Regions from separate parts of the Mus musculus genome. Here region 2 is linked to region 1. The links are chromatin loops, found by intact Hi-C in ENCODE. Cell type or tissue: left cerebral cortex. All regions are shown on one strand.

The links. Peaks named below come from ENCODE experiments on the same cell type or tissue, not always from the same donor. Only the 100,000 strongest peaks of a DNase experiment are listed, where the experiment ranks them.
Region 2: a loop joins it to region 1, with 3.0 times the contacts of the local background. A loop is called at or near these places in 2 of 42 quality-filtered maps.

The regions. Positions count from the first base shown.
Region 1 is chr4:96,013,667-96,021,666 of GRCm38, forward strand. Hook1 (hook microtubule tethering protein 1) reads left to right here. Exons shown (of 22, transcript NM_030014.2): 16 at 1,142-1,235; 17 at 2,743-2,777; 18 at 3,277-3,359; 19 at 3,922-4,022; 20 at 5,937-6,038; 21 at 7,902-7,970. Among named protein-coding and RNA genes, the nearest start is that of 9530080O11Rik, 50 kb to the left of the region's middle. In left cerebral cortex, no CTCF peak of the experiment used is centred here; a DNase peak (open chromatin) is centred at 3,359.
Region 2 is chr4:94,951,906-94,959,905 of GRCm38, forward strand. Mysm1 (myb-like, SWIRM and MPN domains 1) reads right to left here. Exons shown (of 20, transcript NM_177239.3): 11 at 7,008-7,085; 12 at 5,145-5,233; 13 at 1,967-2,021; 14 at 1,593-1,643; 15 at 958-1,032; 16 at 269-457. Among named protein-coding and RNA genes, the nearest start is that of Mysm1, 23 kb to the right of the region's middle. In left cerebral cortex, no CTCF peak of the experiment used is centred here; no DNase peak of the experiment used is centred here.

The sequences.
Region 1 (8,000 bases):
ATTTAATTTCAACAATATTATATGAAGCAAAACCTAACATATCAAAACTTAAATTTTTAAATAGAATAAAATGCTTTATCGAGATTTATATTGTTGAGATAAAAAATTCACTTATATTTTAATAATATTGGTTATTCTACAATCTTGGACATGGAAATGACAAACTAGTGATAAAATATTACATGAGAATAGAAACAATGCAGTATGTAAACATAGGCAAAGTTTCACTTCCACTTCATGCAGTCAGTTTCTTAAGTCACTTAAATTCAGACTCTGTTCAACTTGCCACAGGAACAATCTGCATATTGTAGCAGCAAATTGGATGCTTCCCTGGTCCTACTGAAGTGTTTGAGACTTGTATAATCATAAAGAATACTCACACCTGGCTTTTATGAATGTCCTGTCAGAATATTCTATAATAGCCTTTCTTCTATGCTTCTAGCAGTTTTTTTCAGTGTTAGAAGCTGAATCTCAGGGGTCCTACATGACAAGTAAGCAAGCAAGCAAGCAAGCATTCTGCTGAGCTATCTCCCCCCTTATAATTAATAGTCACATACAGATACTTTGGGGGGACCACTTATATTAAGTTGTCACTTTAAATTAATAACTTATGATCATACTTTTTCTGTTAATAATAAGAACATGGAGACAGAAGGTCAAAAACTTACTGAAGTTAGTTAAACAGCTTATAAACTTTGGTTTTCACATTGAAAGCATATGTTGATCTGACTGCTGAGTACTAACTTACCTCATCAACAGGGGTACTCATTATAGAGACAGTTGTAGCTGGACAGTGTGCTTATGTAGCTTTTACCAGATTTAAAGCGACCTTAGAGTTTCAGACACTTGAACTTTTTTTCTGTGAGCAAAATACTGCCTTGCTAACCCTGTAAATGCTAGGTTTCAGCTTCTAGTGAATTGAGAAGGCATGATAAACCCATGACTACATTCTGCATATGTATATACATGCTTTAAGAGAAGAGAAATTACAGCCTGTTATAGATATTGTGCTTGTCACAGATAATCACCTTGTACTTCTTTCTGCTAGCATTTCTATTAAAGGCATGAATGCACTTTTATAACTCTGTAACTCCTTGGACATTGAATATGAATAAATAAATACCAACTCATATCACAATAGGTTGAGCAAAGAGCGCATCGGAGAACTACAGCAGCAAATTGAGGACCTCCAGAAGTCATTACAAGAACAGGGCTCTAAGTCTGAAGGTGAAAGTGTAAGTAATAGAGTCCATAACTTGTAAGTTCTCTAATAATTTATGCTAACACTTGTCTGCATTTGAAATGCTACCCTTCTCATTGAGGGTGCCTTCAAATACCGTATATATCTGCATAGCAGATGCATTGGTTTGCCAACTTGAATAATAATAGATTATTCATATGTATCATAAGATGATTTCTATCTGTGCTGCTCAGCATCTATACTTAAGTTCTAAGTCTTGGCTTAAGAGAGTGGTATAATTTGAAACCTAATGGATCTGCTGGGATTTAACTAAGGTTGGCCTGAAGAAAAGTGAAATTGAGAAAAAACTTGCTAATAGGAAAATGAGAATGAACCAAGTGATTACACCTAACAGATCATTCAGGCAATCACGACCAGTGTGCAGGACTTAAACTGTGCAGTTTGAAGACAGCACTCCCATTATTTCCCTTCACACACCACACCAGAACCTCTCCGACAATATGGGCTAAGATAAGAAAACGTAAAAAGAGGTATTGTGACATATCTAGCAGTTTTTCCATACTTTACTTATATATGTGGGGAAGAAAAGAATTGAGAAAGATATATGTAGTTGAAAAAAAAAAAAAAAGGTAGATAGACCTGGATGTATTAGCAGATACCAGTTGATAGAAGTACTGGTGGGGGAGGAAGCTCCAAAGTTAGGAAAAGTAGAAAGGCAAACTTGAAAGGGATTTCCTTTCTGTGTTTTGCATACTTTATATGGTTTTCTCTTTCTTCCCTGGGGACTTGGAACATAGAAGTCATCTCATGCATGGCGGCATCTCATATGTGCATATATACGGTATTGTACCCTCTTTAATACCGATAATGCTAAGCCACGTTAGGGAATACTTTTAAGATGGCACCTGTTTAGGAAACTACATTTTGGGTTGCAGTGTTTTGAAGAATAATTCATGTTTTGTTTTTCATTTGTTACTGTCCATGTTATCAGATTGTGTCTTTTAACCTTATAGGTATTTAGTGAATGTAGAACTGGTGTTATGATTTAAAGTACTACTTTTGAAAGAGGAAAGTTGCTATTTTAAATTTGTTTTTGACAAAAATCCGGTTGTCTTATTTTAATGTTGATATTAAAGTGATTTTTACTTATAATAGTAGTTTTATAAGATAACTATTAAAATCTGTAGTTTTTAATAGTTATCTAGATACTGAAATGTTTGATACTCCTCAATATATCACATTCAGCTTATATTTGCTATTTTTTCTCCAAGTTCAAGTTTAATATTTATTGTGTTGAAAAATGTGCAGAAGTTTTCTTTGTTCCTGTGTTTTTACTTCATTTCCTGTTCTCGCTTCCTTTCCCTTTGATATAGAAATTATTCCTAAAATTTTAGGTTTTAGAAACTGTGCTGCTACAAGTACATGCTTTGAAGACTATTTTTACATAATATACCTTCAAAAGATGTTCAGAGACTTAGATGTTTGGGTAATTTACCCTTTGCAACTGAGTCATCTTAACAGCAACTATTTTAATTTTATAGTCCAGCAAATTAAAGCAGAAGTTGGAAGCTCATATGTAAGTAAAACTGATGTTTCATTTCAAAGGGGAAGGGTTGTAGAAGCTTCTGGAAACTGTTCTTTTCTGATTTGGTGGAGGAATGCCTGTGCTCTGATGTTCCTAGACTCCTCACCACTGCTACCAAAAGCAAAGAAAACATTTTCACCTGCTCATGCCTGCCAGCCAGCCCAATGCTAATCTCATCTGACACACTTAACCAAGCAGACATTACCACCTTGCTTATATGGCTGCTAACTCTGTAGAGCGCTTCCTTTCTCTTGCATAGGAAGTGGAGGTGCTGAGAAACAAGGAAAGAGTTTTGGAATGCTCTGTGTGTCAGGTGCATTAACATCCTCACCGCAATCAATGTACTTAGAAAAATATGTTCCCTTTTAACCTGTGGCAAACTAAGGACCAGACAGATTCTTGCCTGAAGGCCCAAAATTTGTGTGGCGAAGACAAGTTTTTATCCTCAAGTCTGTTTGACACCAAGCTCCATGCTCTCTCTGCTACTCAGGGAAAAACTAACAGAAGTCCATGAAGAATTACAGAAGAAACAGGAGCTCATTGAAGACCTTCAGCCAGATATAAGTCAGAATGGTAAGTGTTCATTAAAATCTGGATCAGCCTTCTCAGGCTCTGCCCCTTCTAGTGAAGGAGATAAAAATAGGTCTGTCTTTACACAGTGTGTGTAGTTAGGCACATTGCATAAGAACCATGCTATTTTTAAAAGCTCAGTTCATTTGCATATGATGTTATTTTAAAGGAAAATCAATTTAATATGATGAACTGATTGATATAAAGGAGTATCAAACATTGTATATGCTAGTCAAGTTAATACTATAGAATCTGAGTAAAATAATTTCAGAATGGATTAAAATATAAACGTCAAGTCAGGCAGTGTGTTACTTTCTTTGATGTGAACAGTATACTTTGTTTCTGTGATGCTTACTGGAAAGAACAGAAGTGTCTAGATTATAGACAGTGATTGAGGGTACCTTACTTGTTTTTGATAAGAATGAATAACAAAGAAGAAGTTAAAGGGTTTTCTTGGAAACAGTCTTACCAGCCAATGGAAAATAAGTTTGATAAAGACAAGTTTTGTGTGCAAATCAAGTGTTTTAATAGGTAATAATTGATTTAATTTTATTTTCACAAATAGCCCAAAAGATCAGTGAACTTGAAGCGGCTCTTCAGAAGAAAGATGAAGACATGAAAGCAATGGAGGAGAGATACAAAATGTACTTAGAGAAAGCCAGGAATGTGAGTGACACCCTCCCTCAGCTGATCCCTGTGCCCATGTTCTATCATACTCAGTTCTGAGAGCACTGCCGCTTGGTGTCGAATCTAGTCACTTTGCTGTTCTCTACCTTGCCTTGCCTTGTCTGTGAGGTCTGGTGTCTTCTATGTGACTCCTGCATACTCAGTAACATTCCATCTTAGTGTCAGGTAAACATGACCTTAGGGACAGCTTGAACATTGATAGAAAGGAGTGAACTTACTAAACAAAGTGGCTGCTGTAGTAGAAAGTCTTTTACTTCAGAACAATGAACCTAAACTTTTATGCTAATGTTTGTCCAGACAACGCCATGGGTATGAAATGCACAGGCAAAGTGCACGTCTGAAGAAATACATTGCTTTGTTAAGTTCTAACTCAAATGTCCAACTCTCTCCCTCTATGACATGTTGCCTGAGTTTACAAAACAGAACTTCTCACCATGTTTGAGTCCTCTTGCATTGCATGGCAGAAGTATGTCTTCCTTAGACTTTTATCTTTTGATACATGTTGAAGTGTCTTGAGGATGAAGAAGTGTGTCTTGCATTTCTGTAGCATTAACTGTTTTGTAAATCTGAGGCTGGACTTGCAGCTGTATTGGTAATCTATCTTAGTCTTCATCTCTCGCTTTTGATTCTTGGTGTGGGTTTGTCCAAAATAAGGATACTTGACTGGATAATCTTTGTTAATTTTACTAGAATGTTAGCAAACTGGACAGAATTGTTCACCTTTTGAGGGCATCTCTGAGAATGTGTCCAGTTGGCTTTATTTTACACCTCAGAGACTTAAAGTCTATCTTGATGTTCACCAGACTTTTCTAAAAGCCTTTCTTTTCCTTATTCTATACTTTGACTAAGTTACCTGTGAAAATATATTTTCACAGTCTTTATTTTCATATAAATATACTCTCAGAATGTTAATATATTCTTTTTTATTTAATGAATTAAGGGATTTTGTGGTGGTGCAACTTTAAAATACTGGTAGTATATTTGTCTTATATTTAGATTCCATATATTTACCAGTTAAGGTGTCAATGTAAGCTGTAGCAAAGGTTGAACCCCAAATCTCAAGAGTTCACATGTTGGACATTTCTTTCCTAGTTGTAGTGTATGTAGTCATAAGTGGGAGGGTCTCTGAAATAGTCATTCAGGCTTTAACTTTGGAGCCCGAGGTTTACGTAACATTGTCACAGTACTAGATGAAGAGAGACAATAAAAACTTCTGAGGAAATATATAAAAGGCCAGGCCTGGAAACAGCAAACCTCAGTGGCAGAGCTCACACGTATGGCCACACTAAACATCTAAGAAGAAAAAAGCATATACCATAGGTATAATTCAGAAGTAAAAAGCAAATAGATTTGATAAACCTGTGGTGCCTGGGTTTGATTTCCAGCAGCTGTCTGGTGGCTCACAACCATTTGTACATCCAGGTCCAGGGAATCAGATGACATCTTCTGGTCTCTGTGGACACAAAGTATACATACGGTGCACATCCATACATGTAGGCAGATACCGAGAGATGAGGTTAAGAAGGTAGTGAAAGCCCTGCATTCAGGGTTACCTTTTATTGGGAGTAAAGTGGAAAACAGAAGGCTTCTGAGTACAGGTATGGCATGATCTGACTTAAGTTGTTACGGAGTCATGACCATGTCACCTTGAAAAATAGCACTCAGATAAAATAAAACTAATAAATCTAATTCTAAAAAGCAAAACAAACCTCAGTGCTCAAAGTTTAAGTAACAGAAAGACTAAATTGTTGTCATTGAAGATGTACAAGATGAATTTGGTTTGGTTGTAAACAAATTTCTAATGACTTTGTGGATAATCTATAATTTTTATAAAGCATATTCTTGTGTTCTTGATACCTGTAAAGTCAAAATGGACTTTTTTCCTTTATGTAGGTAATAAAAACTTTAGATCCCAAATTAAATCCAGCATCAGCAGAAATAATGTTACTCAGAAAGCAGCTGGCGGAGAAGGAAAGAAGAATTGAGATTCTAGAGGTAACATCTCCACATTCATTAGCGCCTCACCTCTCCATGGAGTCCTGGGAGTTAACCTCTGTCGTGTTTGCCATTCATAAAACCTTTGTTAATCATGGTGGGATCCTGATAACTGGTTGAGTTCTTAGTTTTTTTTTCTTACACAATTTTTATACTAGTATTTAAGTCATTTTTGTAAATAAAGGTGGATGTGGTATTGTACAGTTTTAAGTAAGATTCATTAATTGCTTTTTTAGTTTCTATGGTAAAATATTTTACAGGATTACTATTTTCAGAGTTACTATTTTTGGAATGGATACATACTCCTTTAGAGGCCATGCTGAGCTGTGTTATTTGACTTCCCCCATGAACTATGATTGGCTTCTTCTCACATAACTAGAACAGTTTGTTCATACCCTTTACCTTGTATGATTTCCCACCAAATAATTATGAGCTGTGATGGAATTATTTTCACTCAAAACTTCTAACATGTTCTTTCCTACACCCAGAATCTATATACAAGGCTGGTGTGTGCCTGCTATCATCATTTGTCCAGACAATGCCATGGGTATGAAATGCACAGGCAAAGTGCACGTCTGAAGAAATACATTGCTTTGTCAAGTTCTAACTCATATGTCCAACTCTCTCCCTCTATGACATGTTGCCTGTGTTTACAAAACAGAACTTCTCACCATGTTTGAGTCCTCTTGCATTGCATGGCAGAAGTATGCCTTCTTTATATTTATATCTTTATCTATTTATATTTTTATCTTTTGATACATGTTGAAGTGTCTTGAGGATGAAGAAGTGTGTCTTGCATTTCTGTAGCATTAACTGTTTTATAAATCTGAGGCTGGACTTGCAGCTGTATTGGTAATCTATCTTAGTCTTCATCTTTCGCTTTTGATTCTTGGCATGGGTTTGTCCTATTTAAAGTAAGGATACTTGACTGGATAATTTTTGAAATCTTAGTTTTCCAAGTGTGTTGACCATTCATTTTACAGAGGGAACCAATGCACACCATTGCTAATACTCAAAGTATATTCCAAAAAAAGCAATGATACTCACTAGATGATTCTGAAGGAAAAGCCTCAATTAACTCAAAGCATATGGGTGCTTAATTTTTGCTCATTCATTCCTTGTACATAAGAAAAAAGAGAAGTTGAGTTGCAGGGACTGCTCTCCAGGTGTTTGGACCTGCATACTCTCTGTCCTGTGAGGCTGTTTTTTTTAGGGAAGATTCAAGCATTCACTGTTATGTATACTTTTTATGTGTGTCACCTATACCTGTTGCTTATAAGAATTATAGAACTGTCTGTATTAGAATAATAAAAGTCCATCAATTTGTACATTAGTGCATGGATATAGTCATGGTGAGTGGTAAAAAAAGGAGCCAAGAAGAAATAAGGAAATGTTGTGCTGAGGAGCCTAGCAGTTTGTTTGCTCTGTCCTTTCTTCTTAGTTTTGACTCCTTAGATACAGTGCCATGTTGATATTTTAGCTAGTTGCTTTTGTCTCAGATCATAAGAATTAGTAGTACAGGAATTGATCATAAAGGGTGTTTTGTATATGTGTTTAAATTTCTATTTCTGAGTAACATTTCTAAAATGAAGATTCTTCACATTGTATTGTCTTTCCAAAAGCTGTTTTGATTGTGTTCTGCATAATTCACTCCTTTATTTTTAGTTATTTATGTACCTCACTAACGCATGTATTTCTATTCTCCCAGGAGTGAGATAGTATTTTACTTTGTTTTCAGTAATTTGGGGGACACTATCACTATCTTAACTGTCTGAGTTGTTCTTTTCTATTGCAGAGTGAATGTAATTTTGGGGGACACTATATCGACATCTTAACTGTCTGAGTCATTCTTTTCTATTGCAGAGTGAATGTAAAGTAGCAAAATTGAGGGATTATGAGGAAAAACTCATTGTTTCTGCCTGGTATAACAAGGTGTGTTGAGCTTCAGTGGTGAGTGGGTTA
Region 2 (8,000 bases), 1.1 Mb before region 1:
CTGTCCTATTGCATATTGTCAGTTTTTAAAGGCTCTAGAAATCTGTCTAAACCAAAACAACAACAACAACAACAACAAACCTGCTTATACTCAACTGCTGACCTTCCAAATGCTTACTAATGTAATTTCATGGAAAAAAGCAAATTATTTCAAAACTGCAGATGCAAAGAATGTTAGAATTGTAAAGCTAAAAGTAATAATGTTATTCCATAGAAATCAACAAGAGGATGTGTAATAATTTACAAAATGTAGGTATGTAACAACACACCTGGTATTTGGCTTGTGTGTCAATATCTCGTAAAGATGGATTAGGATCAAATGCAGGATGAGAATGGTACCACCCAATGACACTGTAGCCTCTAAGAGCCAAGGTTTCTGAGGCCTGTGTCTGTGATACAGGATCCATCTCACACTGAAGTCCTGTACTCAGACTGTTACATGGTTCTGCTGCACAGACCTGTAAGAGATTGTTCTTGAAGGATTATAGTGAAACCAATTGTATTACTTGCCAAATAAATTAAATTCCCAAAGTGTGACTGTAGGCTAGGACTTTAGCTAGCACTTTCTAATCTAAAAGGTATGATAACGGTTAGTTTTCCAGAGTGCACTATAATGCCTAAATGTTGCATTTTCAACAGTTCCTATTATATATGAAAATAATTTCAGCAGAATGATGAATATCAGTTTTTACCCATAAGACTAGCATATATTCCTTCCCTTAGTTGTAGCTTTTCTCTGGTGAAGGTAGCGTGTAGCCAAGGCTGCAGAATCCTTTCCCTCTGATAGAAAACAGATGCTCATATGTGGAATGCTAAGTCATTTCTGAACATATAACTTTCTATACTTGCATACTCTCACACATAAAGATATAAATCAATATTTTCATTATATTTTCTAAATTCTATAAAATATTTGGTATAGCATCTGGTAACTGAAATGTTTTAAAAGAAGACTTACTTCAAGGACCTTATCAGCTTCTGAGTATCTTCCTCCTAGAAGCCCAATCACCTCTGCCATAGACACGTGGGCGTGCTAAAGGAAACATGAGGGCAGACTCAGACCACATCTGCAAACACAGCTCCCACATCAATCCCCTCACTATCATGGAATACGGCTGTCAGTGCAGTGACAATGCTCTGAAGGAGAGGCCCTGCAGGCCTCCTGTTGCCTCAGAGGCTTGGGAAGATGGAGCCTTTTCACTGAAGAAATCTGCACTCTAGGGGCACAAGAAGTCCCTATAGAACCTCCTGTAGAAGACCAACACTAGCACACACAATTGGTAGACGTGTCTGTCTGCAGTTACTGAGAACAAACACGGAGCCTCTGCATTTTAGACACGGTGGAGTTCTGGTCATCTACCGGACAGCAGACATTGGTTATTACAATATGGTAAATGGTTAATAATGGTAGTCAGTTGGCAAAACTCACATCAATTCATTTTGTTCTAAACTATGGAAATATACAACTGTCTGGCCTTTCTTCAAAAGAAAATTTCAATTCCTTGTAAAGAGAGTACTTAATAAACAAACAAACAAACAAAAAAAAACGAAAACAAGAACAAAAAGAAATAAAGTACACTGTGTTATCCTTACCAAATTCATTATTAAAAGTGCTTCTGCAGCTACTTTCACCTGAAATGGCTCCTGAAATATAAGGAGAAGGAAAGCATAAAGAGAGAGCCTTTCTTCTCCCTGATAGCAATACCCATCTTTTCTCCTTACCCACCCTACCAAGGTCTCACCATTCATCAAAGTCCAATGCAAACTAGATTTTAAAACACGTAAGCTTCAAAGCCCCAGCAGCAAACTACTCCCTTTCCTCTCATTTTCTGCCTGACTCATTTACCAGATCCTTAATATAGCCTGCCATGTCCAATTCATTTATATACATGCCTCACACACAGAGATAAAGGGTATTTCCCATCCAATTGGAGCATTATTTATAAGCAGTTATTGACAATAAGTACCTGCTTTTCTTCACTGAAAAAATTACAAGGTATCAGTTGGAAAGGATCAAGTGAGCTGAAAGAGAAAAAAAATTAATATAATCTCAAGGAGACTGAGAAAAAGTATTAATCATTAATTAGAAAAATTAGCAATAATATAAATCCAAACTTTTGCCTGAAGGAAAAACAATTAGACCAGGAGAATCCCTTATAAGACGTTAGATGTGCTTTTAGATCTGATAGAAAGCAGGAAATTCATTTTTTTTTTTTTTTTAGCAACCAAAGGTTTATGATAAACAAGGACAGCTGACAAGAGATAATAACACTGCAATGAAAGAACTGTTTCCCTGACATGAAACCCAACAGAAAGTAAGAAGTTTCTCATAAAATTTGGACGGGTTGAGTGTTATGATGTATTCCTTTAATCCCACAAATCTGGAGGCAGAGGTTAGCCTGGTCTACTCAGTGAGCTCTAGGCCAACCAGGGATTATATATTGAGACTGTCTCAAAAGAAAGACATGCACACACCAACACTATCATAATAGATCCACTACAATGGAGATTCAATAAATGCTTTTTAAATTATTGAGTAACAAGTCTGCTAAACTAATGTAAAAAGAAGCCCTATATTATTTCAAAATGTAAAGAAATGGAGAGGAGAAAGAATCTAGGCAAGGGTAGATTTAAAAACATGTTTGGAACCAGAAAGAAACACTAAGAAAGGTTTGACCACTAAAAACAGCACAACAATTTTTAAAATTTATTAATTTCTTAGATTTATAAAGTTTTGCTTTATGTGTCTCAGTATTTTGCCTGGATGCAGGTCTATAAGTTTGTATGTGCCTGGTGTCCATAACAGTCTGAAGAGAACGTCAGGTTCCCTGGAGCTGGACTAATGGAGCTGTGAGCCACCGTAGGTGCTGGGGACTGAACCTTATCTCCAGGCACTGAAACAAGGTTTATAGAAAGAAATTCAATCAGAAATATTTCTATTCAGACACCTTGGAGTAACACGTTGAATTCCCAACTGATGAGCGTCTGTGAGGGTACTTTGTCTTACTAGGCTTATGCCCCAGGGCCCAAAACACGCAGAATTTGAAAATAAAAAAAAGAATAAAGATCTTTAAACTAATTTAAAAGTGGATAAAAACCAACAACACAAAATGATACCCCCCTCCCCCGCTCCCACAAGGCTTATGGGCTGGAGAAATGGCTTGGAGGCTAAGAGGCCTAGATGCTCTTCCAGAAGACCAAGGTTGATTGTTAGTACCCACACCGTCCCTCACAACCATCCAACTCCAGTTCCAGGGATCCAGCAGATTCCGATAGCTGCCAAGGCTGTCAGGCATGCACTTACACTATGTACGCCAAGCAGCCATACACATAAAAACAAATAAAATCAAACGAAAACTAACAATGCAGACTGAGATGGAGTGGGAACGTATAAATGCTGAAGAGTGAATAAACTGAAGAATGTCTCTGAATGTAACCTGCACAGACAGGAGCAGGCTGTTGTTTCCTGAAGGGCTGCGGAACATGGAGGATCAGAAAGCTAGAGAGACAATGGACGGAACACAAGAGTAGATATTGCAAACCGATGCATTAGATACTGAATACCAGTCAAAGTCTAGAAAAGCAAAGGTGACTAATATTAACGTGCCATGAAAAATAAACATTACAAGTAAACTGCACAGACATTTTTAGTGGGAATGCTCTATTGTAAACGAGACACTACAAATTGTAAATCTGATTTTTAAGCAAGATATATATGATTTGTGAATGAAACTGTGTTAAAGTATATTAGATGACTAAACAATGATATATAAGGCTTATTCCAGCAGACCTTTTTATTTGGTGATCAATAGGAGAAATAGTACCTTTATTTATACTAAGTTGCTAAATTGCTAAATCAATCAATCAATCAATGCTAAAAGCACAAAGCTGAGAAAACCATGCATTGATTTAAAAGGTTCCTGGAAACACAGAATAATTTAAAAATCACAATAAATCAAAGTCTCACATTTAGATCCAGAATATTAACTGTCTAAACATTGTAAGGAGTCTAGGCTTATTAAAATTTTTTTTTTTTTCCCAGAGGGTAAGGTTAAATTTCCCTTTTGAAGAGGTAACAGAATTATAGTACCAGGTCTAAGGACTCCTGGGCCTTTCTAAGCCTGGACTTAAATCACAATTTCTACACTGAGCAGTATGACCAAATATAATATGTCTCTTTGCCACTCCATTAGCTTATAGGTGAATGGGTGTGACACTAACGCTGCAAAGGTCTGTCAAGGGATTGACTGTGATCACATAAAGACCTTGAACATAGCAAGCAGCGAGAGCTGCTTTAACTAGTTTATAAATGAGGACCCAAGCCCTGCCAGGGAAACATAACTGCAACAGTATTTCTTAACATCTTGCTTTGAAAAGTGAAAAGCCAAAACTAAAGTCTACTTAATGGGCATCTGCAGGCAGGAAGAGGCCTAGAAAAATCAAGGAACTCAATTTACTAAGACCATATTGCAAATTATAAATTTCAGCTTACTGTATCACATTAAAAACAATAAACTCCACAACAACTTGTCAAAATTCAACCAGAAAACGAGACTATTTGGCCATGTCGAGGGTTGAGTGACTCCTGTTGTACTCAGGTCCCCTAGGCAATAATCCCCAATACTCAATGTGCCAGAGCTTTGAAGCACTAGCTCAAATTTTTTCAAACTATTAATCTGTGAAATAAAATAATTTTTAAAAAAATTCCAAAATGTAATCAGCAAGGCTAAGAGAATGGTCCAGTGGTTAAGTGCTTGTCTTGTAAGCAAGAGAGCTGGAGTCTGGAGTCCCGGAAACCCATGCATATGCTGTGTGAGCATAGTAGCTCACCTGTAATTCCAGTCAAGCTGACGAGCAAAATTAACAACACAGGCAAGTTGTGGTTTTAATAGAGACCATGCCTCAACAAATAAGGTGTGAGAATAATAGAGGACGTTCTTGACATGAACCTGAGGCTCACATATGCATACAGAGACAATAACACGAATGCACGCGCATGTGTGTACACACATACACACGCGTGCATGGGAAAAAGAAAAAACCTATTTCCTGGATACATGCAACTACTGGGCATTTTTTTCATGTACTTTCTACACATGTGTGTTAAGTTAAAAAAAAAATACATTATGTAACATAACATTGTACCTTTTTGGAAGTTTTGAAGCTTTCGAAAATTTAATAGGTTTGCACTTTTCCTCTTCTTTTCTTCTTGCCATCTCCTCCACAGACAAATGCTAAAAGAGCCAATCAAAGGGCAGAATAAATATAACAGTTAAGAACATGTGAGAACAAGACCAAACAGGTTGGTATACATTGTTTCCTTGCTACTAATAAATATTGGGCAATAACTTCTAAAATTATATCAAATTATATAGCCGCATCAAAAGGAAAATTTGCTTCTTCTGAATTGCCCATTTCAATCAATGGTAACAGTCATTAAGTTTCAAAAACCTTCAAGTCTATCATTTCCCATTTTTAGTTTCCAGGGCTGAGGTGGCTGAATTTTCTTTCACAACTCAGATATCACAGTGTGATAATCAAGAATGTGTGACAATCAAGCGTGCAGATTCCAAGGGCTAAGGAGGTAGCTCCGTGGTGAAGCATGCCCAGCATGCACGAGGCCTCGCTTTGATCTCTGGCACCATGGACTGGGGGTCCTCAAAAATCAAAAAATTCTGGAGCAGAAATGTACAGCTCTACTACATCATTAGCTGAGAGACCATCACCGAGCTCTGGAGCCTTCATGCTTCAGTTTCCACATCTTTATGAAGCAAATAATAAGAGCACTAATAATAGTGTCATGGTGTGCTGTGCAGTTAACTACGTAAATGTTCATAATCTAGTCACCTCTACACTCTTAATTATACATACTATGCACCTTTCCCAGAATATTAGTATTTTCCTATATCTGTGCCTTTGCCTGTGCAACTCCCGCAGCCTAGAATGCTTCCATCTACATTTTGAGGTGATTCTTCTCCTGATCCTTGGGTTCAAACATCTCACTTTTTATGAACTCTTTCCTCATCACACTCTGGGAGTACCTCATATCCTTAGACCAACCTTATGGGAAGGAACCATATATTACTTGTTATTATGCCAGCAAGAGTTCAGGTGTAAGGCTGGGGGCAGGTAGGGGGCATGAGGAAGGTAACATTTCTGAGTACCTCGTCTGAGCAGCTTTACTGGATGTCCAATACTAAGATCTTAATACACTTCCTCTCAGTTCTTTTAAAATTCTTTCAGAGGGCTATCATCCTTACTTCATAAGTTAAAATTTAAGATTTAGTACAGTTAAGTAGCTACTTGAGATAACAAAACTAATACTTTCTTTCCACTCTACTACACTAATTATTGACAACAAATTTTATATGTGTACACATGTGTGCATGTGTATATATGTACAATATTTGTTGCCTATGTTTCCTATCAGGGACCCAACTTCTATTAGTAGAAATAACACTTGAATATATATAATTCAGTATGTATAATATTTAGAACAGTATTTCAATTGGTTATCAAACATCATTCAAAAGAATATCATTTGAGAGAGAGAGAGAAAGAGAGCGAGCAAGCATTTTATGGGGCTAAGGGAAGAGCGAGCTGTTGCTGGCTTTCTGCAGGCTAGTCACAGGAACCATGGTGGCGAGTGAGACCACCATTGCCTATTGCTGGTGCTTAGCCGGTTTAGTGTCTGTGTGTGTGTGTGTGTGTGTGTGTGTGTGTGTGTGTGTATGTGTGTGTCCGCTCGTGCATGCTTATGTAACTACATGCTACACATCTTGACTTAAGAGACAACAATGTGGAGATTGAGAATCAAAATTCTCAGCACAAGTCAGACTTCTAATTAACTCTACCATTTGCCTATGGCTTGGTTAATGGTAATTTTTCAATAAACTAATTAACATAGGGAAGATCATACACACAGTAACAATGAAATCAGCATAATATATAGGAATTAAAATAATGAAACAAGGTTTCATGGATGAACCACAAATATGGCCAAATTACCTCAAATGTTTGTCCTTCTAAGTCTTTTGCATCACACCAGTTTCCCCATGGATCTCGGACCCTGCGTCTCCTCGTTCGCTACATTCAGAACAAAAATAAAGGCAAACGTAACAAAATTAGCCTGGTTAAAATCTTTAACATATGAACACACAACATGTAAACAATAACTATTTAAGTAATGTCTGATCATCACTCAGTAAACTGTATTCTACTGACCATGTGTACCAGTGAGTTCTCTGCTTAGATACCCAACCCAATTCTGGGCACTAGCAGCAGCCGGCAAGGCAGACCTAGGCGGTGGCATCAAAGGACTGCTTTAAAAAGCATGGCGCTAACAATTTTCTGCATTTGACTTGATTTCCTTCTTACTTTCCTTTCCATTACCACTTAGGAGCTAAAACACCAAGATAAAAATATGTTAAGATCAAAAAGAACAAAGCAAATGGATTTGCTTCCATTTATCTGTGGTAGAAAAGAACACATAGCAAAAGGTGTAGTGAAAATAGAAAAAGAAAGAAAAAGATTATCCCAGCTTTAGGAAGGTCAGTGCTAAATTAATATAAACACTGAGAAGCCACAAAATGTGTAGACTCTATGACTTAGCTAGATTTGCTAACATTGTATCTGAGGTGTGTAAAATGGACCAGCTTCGAAAGAGAGGTGTGTAACTTGTACAATCCAAAGAGCCATTTGAAAACAACCTTTCTTAAAACAGCAAATCTGGGTAGAAATTGTTCACAGCCAAAATAATCTGGGATTTATTTTACCTGTCACCAATTTAATGTGAAACTAATGAGATCTTATTGTGACTGGCTTACAGGAAACTTGCTGGACAACTGTTATTTTGTTTTTGAGATATGGTCTCACAGTAGAGATCAGGCTGTCCTTGAACTCACACAAATCTGCCTGCCTCTCCCTTTTTAATGCAGAGATTAAATGCACATGCCACCACACCCAGCTAGTGTGTATGGTGCTGTGCTTTTCTGTTTTTAT